Linked DNA regions of Homo sapiens: region 2 is linked to region 1. Evidence: chromatin contacts called from ENCODE Hi-C or POLR2A ChIA-PET data. All regions are on one chromosome and are shown on one strand. Each heading gives the region's core, a stretch centred on a gene start or an enhancer-like site at or near the end of the contact. The rest is flanking DNA. Distances are from core to core; before and after follow the strand shown. Region 1 holds the start of HMGCL (3-hydroxy-3-methylglutaryl-CoA lyase). Region 2 holds the start of TMEM50A (transmembrane protein 50A).

Region 1 (2,700 bases), core at 149-2,648:
TCTTAATAAATAAATATAGATGGATAGATAGATAGATAGATAGATAGATAGATAGATAGATGATAGATAGATAAAATTCTAGTTCTTTGTTTTAAATAAAGTTTGTACCCACTAAATTGATACTGTGACCAATTAGTGGGGTACAACATACAGTTTGAAAACAGTGCTCTGGCCGGGGGCGGTGGCTCTCGCCTGTAATCCCAGCATTTTGGGAGGCCAAGGCGGGCGGATCACCTGAGGTCAGGAATTTGAGACCAGCCTGGCCAACACGGTGAAACCTCGTTTCTACTAAAAACACTAAAATTAGCCAGGCGTGGTGGTGCACACCTGTAATCCCAGCTACTCGGGAGACTGAGGCACGAGACTCTCTTGAACTCGGGAGGCGGAGGTTGCAGTGAGCCGAAATCGCGCCACTGCACTCCAACCTGGGTGACAGAGTGAGACTCCATCTCAAACAAACAAAACAAACCAACAAAACAAAAGAGAGAAAAACAGTGTTCTCAGCATTTTCTTTGCCTCAGGGCCATTGCGAATGCTACACCGTCTGGAAAGTTTTTCTTGTATCCTCTTCACCTGGATAGATTTTTTTTTTTTTCAGCCCTTCAGAAAGTACACCTAGATAAATCTTAATCATTTTTTTAAGGTATGAAATCTAAGGATGCCCCCTCTCTGGAGCTGCCTGCCTGTGTTTGAATCCTGAAGATCGTGATGCGTGAGTTAATCCGTGCTAAGAACTCGGAACAGTGAGTAGCAAATCGTTGCTTCTTATAGTGCAAGTTAGAAATGACACAACTGTTTGTGTAACTATTAATATGTGTCTCCTCACACCTCCCACACTCTAAACACAAGAAGCCACAGAATTTGGTTAATTTCTTTTCATGTTTTTGTTTGTTTGGTTTTGGGTTTTTTGTTTTGGACAGGCTCTCACTGTGTCGCCCAGGCTGGAGTGCAGTGGCACGATCTCCGCTCGCTGCAACCTCGCCTCCCGGGTTCAAACAATTCTCCTGCCTCAGCTTCCCAAGTAGCTGGGATTACAGGCGCCCACCACCACGCCCGGCTTTTTTTTTTTTTTTTTTTTTTTTTTTTTTTTTTTGGATTTTTTGGAGAGACGGGGGTTTCGCCATGTTAGCCAGGCTGGTCTCGAATTCCTGACCTCAGGTGATCTACCCGCCTCGGTCTCCCAAAGTGCTAGGATTACATGGTGTCCAGGCTGATTCTGTTCATCTTTATATTCCTAGCGTCTCACTTGGCCTGGCATGGAAGAGGCGCTCGGAATCAAAACGGAGAGAGGCTGGGGGTGGAGCCAGCTTCGGAAGTCACGGCGGAGGGGCGGGGGCGGGGCCGCGCCCACCAGACGAGCCATCGGTCACGCGGGGCCCAGCTGGACTGCCGCGGGGGATTCTGGGCCAAGATGGCAGCAATGAGGAAGGCGCTTCCGCGGCGACTGGTGGGCTTGGCGTCCCTCCGGGCTGTAAGTGCCCCGAGCCGCCGAGGCGGCGGCCCTGCAGGCACTCTGACTGTCAGGGTTGGGGGCTTGGCCCGTGGTGACTGCTCTCTTAGAGGCGAGGCCGGACAGCTCTCAGGCCAGAGTCGGGAGGGCGTTGGAGTCCTGGACCCTCCCTTTTCCCCTCAAATCCTTTGAAGGGGATGGGAAAACTGAGGTCCGGAGAGGTGGAGTGACTTGTCTGGGTCATGGAGACCTGGGACGCCATCCTAGGTGCCCTGATTCCCCGCCCAGGGCCCTTTCCGATGACCCTGGCCCCTTTCTCCCTCTAATTGAACTTCAGACCTCTCCAACTCTTCATTAGTGAAAATCAAGAACACGCTTCCATTTCCTTCGTCTCCATTTCCAACTGTTGTTGCTTTTAGAGATGCTTGGGGAACTATCCCAGCCTACCGAGCGGGACTTGCGTTGATTGGAGCCAAGCTGTGATTCCCTTGGAATTGCACTTTGATCCTGTTCGATCCTGATGTTTTCCCCTCTCCCATTCTCAGCGCAGAAAAAGTGTGGGAGACGTAGCTGTATGGAGCAGAAAAAATAAAAGCTGAAGCTAGGGTGTCCCAATAGTTCTGCCACTTTCTAGACTTAATGACATAGTTATTTACTTTCTCTAAACCTCAGCTCTTTCGTCTGTAAAACGGACAACATTCCCTTGGGGTTGTTTTGGAAATTAGAGAAAATGTAAGTAACACATCTGGCAGTGTTCTGGCTCCTAATAAGTGATCAGTCGGTGGTGGTATTTTTACCTTAGGGAGTTGAGAAGGAGTTATAACTGTATAGAGGGAAAAATACACTCCTGGCACTGGGTCCCTCTCAGAAAGCCACGTTAATATCTTTACTTGGCCATTCACCTGCACCACCTGCTCATGTGTAAAATGAAGATGGCAATTCCAACTTGGAAAGTTAAACGCAATAGTAGATATTAATAAGCTTTTAAGAAATATTTGGTGTAATGAGATGGCCCTCCATGGGGTTCCAAGCATAGGAACCAGTATTAGTATTAGGCCTAGATATGGGTTCAAGTCCAAGCTCTGTCACTTTCTAATTGTGATTTTTGGGTAACCTTTCTGAGGCTTAGTTTCTTCACCTACGGAGTTGGGATAATAATAGTCCCTGGCCTGTAGTTTAACACTGGGTTTAGTCAGTATTCGCTGTTGGTGTTGATGCAGGTACACCATACCTCAGGACACTGTGGCACA
Region 2 (2,700 bases), core at 28-2,527, 1.5 Mb before region 1:
TAATTTACATATTTTATCACAGAACGTGTGTTTCTTCACACCTAAATCAAGAAATTAAACACTGCACTGCAGTTCTTACCTCTACCCACATCATTTCCTTTCACTTCATTCATTATTTTTCTTTCTGCAAGCCTGCCTTTTGGTGTCATTTCTATATAAAGAACATCCACTTTAATATCCCTATCTCTGATCCTAACGGGTGTTTCCAGCCAAAAGCAAGCACAGAATCGTGGTTAATAGTAATTCAGATTACAAAAATCCAACTGCTATTTAAATATAGCCGACCCAAGCTGTCTTTACAAATTATATAAAACATTCCTGTAAGCCGAGCAGTAGAGACCTGAGATACAGCCATGTTATCTCTATTTCAGAGTATGAAAAAGCCTGAAATACATATAACTTGCGAATAACAACACCCAAACTCCTACAGCGAACTTGACTTCCTTAAGATACTTTGTAGCCAGCAATTATGGTTGTCCAAAAATATGACACCCTACAATAGAGCAACGTCTCCCATTTTTAACTTCTCTTTTAAAAATTAAATATTAAAATATATGATTACAGCCAATGCTAAGATGCCTTTGGGACAAGTTCAATTTAGGAAATTCACTCATTTGATTCTTCCCCGGGAAGAACTGCAATTCAATAAGTGTTATTTTCGGTTCATCCCAATGGCCCCACCCCGAATCCATTTTTCTTTGCACGACGACTGGTACGCTCAAGCCAGACCCCGCCCTCCAAACTCTGGGACTTTTAGGTCTCGAGGGACGCCGCTGGAAGATGGGGGAGCCACCTTTAGCCGGGGCACCCCTCGCTGAGGGAGCTGGCCGGGTCACGCTCCTTTCTCGGGGCTTCGGCTTGTCCAGCTGTGAAGTGGGGGATCGGGGGATTTTCCAGGGATCCTGGGGTGTCCCGGGGGAGGGCGCGGTCCCCTCTCCGTCTTGGCGGGGTCTGGACGCCGTCGCCTTCTCCTGGCGCCGCCGGACCCAGGAGAGGAGAGGTCCGCGGCGGCTCAGCCCGGGTCTGCGGCTTCCGGGAGGGTGGCGGCAACGAGCCTGTGCTGTGGGCACCAGCCCGTCAGACGGCCCCGGCTCCGAGGCCTCTCCAGCCTGCGGCCGCTACTCTCTTACCCCCACTCCCCGCCCGACACTTACGTCCAGCCCCGTCGTGCAGTGGTTCCGGAGCCCGGTGTCGCGCCGCGCCGGCCCGCCTCACTCCCCCGATTTTAGCCAAGAAAACAAAACGGCCACAGCCTCCAGACACCCGGATGCAGCAGTACCATCCACCCGGCTCAGTCGCGCATGCGGACACGGGGCGGAGGGCGGGGCGCCGGGTCCGGAGGGAGCCACGCCCACCACAACAACGCGTCTGCGCATGCCCGGGCGCTGGGTTCAGGGGCTTTCCGCCGCTCTGGGTTCACAGCTGGACGTCGGGAGTGCTAGTTTGGAGTACGCCATTTGAGAGTAGGCGTGAGAAGTTGCTCTGTGTGCTGAGCGTTCTAAAGGAAGGCGTCCGTTGGCCTTCGTACCCGTCTTGAGTGAGGTGACGAGTGTTTTCTAGTACTGGGGTCGGCCGCGCAGCCCTCTCAGGGGTGGGTGGCAGGAAGAGTGCCGGGTCCCGCGTGGTGCAAAAGGTGGGTTCAGGTTTGCGGCCACACAGCGCTACTCAGGACTTTTTAGTCTTGTTTATTTTCTCCGTGCCTGTTCCCGCCCCCCGCAGCTCCACCTCTGGGAGAGGGGCGGGTTCAGCTCCAGGAGGCGGGGACTTCCCGGCTTGGCGTGGCTGGGGTGTCCCGTGGACCCCAGTCTCGGCGCGGTGACCCACTTATGGGACTTGGCCTTTCTTTGTTGTTTGTTTAAGGCAGGGTTTCTCAGCCTGGGCACTACTGAGGTTTTGGGCCGGCTAATTCTGTCTGGGTTGGGGAGGGTGCTGTCCCGTGCTTCGCAGGTTGTGTAGCTGCATCCCCCGCCTCTACCCAGTGGATGCAAGTAGCAGCCCCAGTGAACCAAAAATGCCCCCAGACTTTGCCAAATATCCCCTCCCGGGGAAGATCGCCTCGCTTGAGAACCACTGTTGGAGGAGAGCCTGGGTTTTCGGGAGGTAACCGTTTACAAAGGGGAGAACGGTAAGAAGCCGGAAGCAACGATGACTTAGCTACGTGAAAGACTTGCGGCCGGGCTCGCCCCTCTTCTAGAAGCCGTCAGTTTGGGTCTCGCGTCTGGAATCACCGTCAAGGAGTCAGATCCAGCCCCGGAGAGGGAGCAGGGTCGAGGTCTCCTTGCAGAAGGCGCCACCGCAGGAAGCACAGGCGCAACGTGCGGTCTCCCTAGCGGAGGCGCTCGCGATCCTGCAGCCGCCGGTCCGGGAGGTGCTCGGTAGCCCTCCTTGGTGCCTGTCCGGTAGCTGGTCACTCTCGGGGGAAGGTCGTGTGCAGAAGGGCACATGCGATCACACAGAGACGGCGTTGCTGCGGCTTTGACCCGATGGTGCACCCGAAAGAACACAGAGGGTGAAGGGAGAGATCCAGGAAGTGGTCGCGGAGCAGAACCCCCCTTCACTTCAGTTAAAAAGGTGGGTCAATTGTCGTTAAGAGATACGCACAGGTTCATCTGATTGACATGTACGGCGGCAGTATATGAGTGGGATGGGAACCAAGGTGACTGTTGTTTCCTTTGATGGATGAAACTTTCATCCCTTTGG

Evidence for each region. Hi-C counts contacts between places; a loop is a spot of excess contacts on that map. ChIA-PET counts read pairs that join two places held with the same protein, here RNA polymerase II (POLR2A).
Region 2: a loop to region 1 is called in a map of CD4-positive, alpha-beta T cell, with 9 times the contacts of the local background. The contact joins the promoter of TMEM50A here to the promoter of HMGCL in region 1. A Hi-C loop is called at or near these places in 1 of 168 maps with a recorded cell type or tissue (CD4-positive, alpha-beta T cell). POLR2A ChIA-PET finds 5 or more read pairs at or near these places in 1 of 52 experiments (activated B cell).

What each region holds. Positions count from the first base shown.
Region 1 is chr1:23,824,127-23,826,826 of GRCh38, reverse strand. It overlaps HMGCL (3-hydroxy-3-methylglutaryl-CoA lyase), which reads left to right and starts at 1,398. Exons shown (of 9, transcript NM_000191.3): 1 at 1,398-1,471. The coding sequence starts at 1,412. LOC105376861 (a long non-coding RNA gene) reads left to right here. Exons shown (of 3, transcript XR_947068.2): 2 at 644-743; 3 at 1,239-1,287. RefSeq lists an enhancer at 529-1,397.
Region 2 is chr1:25,336,911-25,339,610 of GRCh38, reverse strand. It overlaps TMEM50A (transmembrane protein 50A), which reads right to left and starts at 1,277. Exons shown (of 7, transcript NM_014313.4): 1 at 1,155-1,277. It also overlaps a transcript of RSRP1 not described here. RefSeq lists silencers at 1,328-1,447, 2,439-2,700.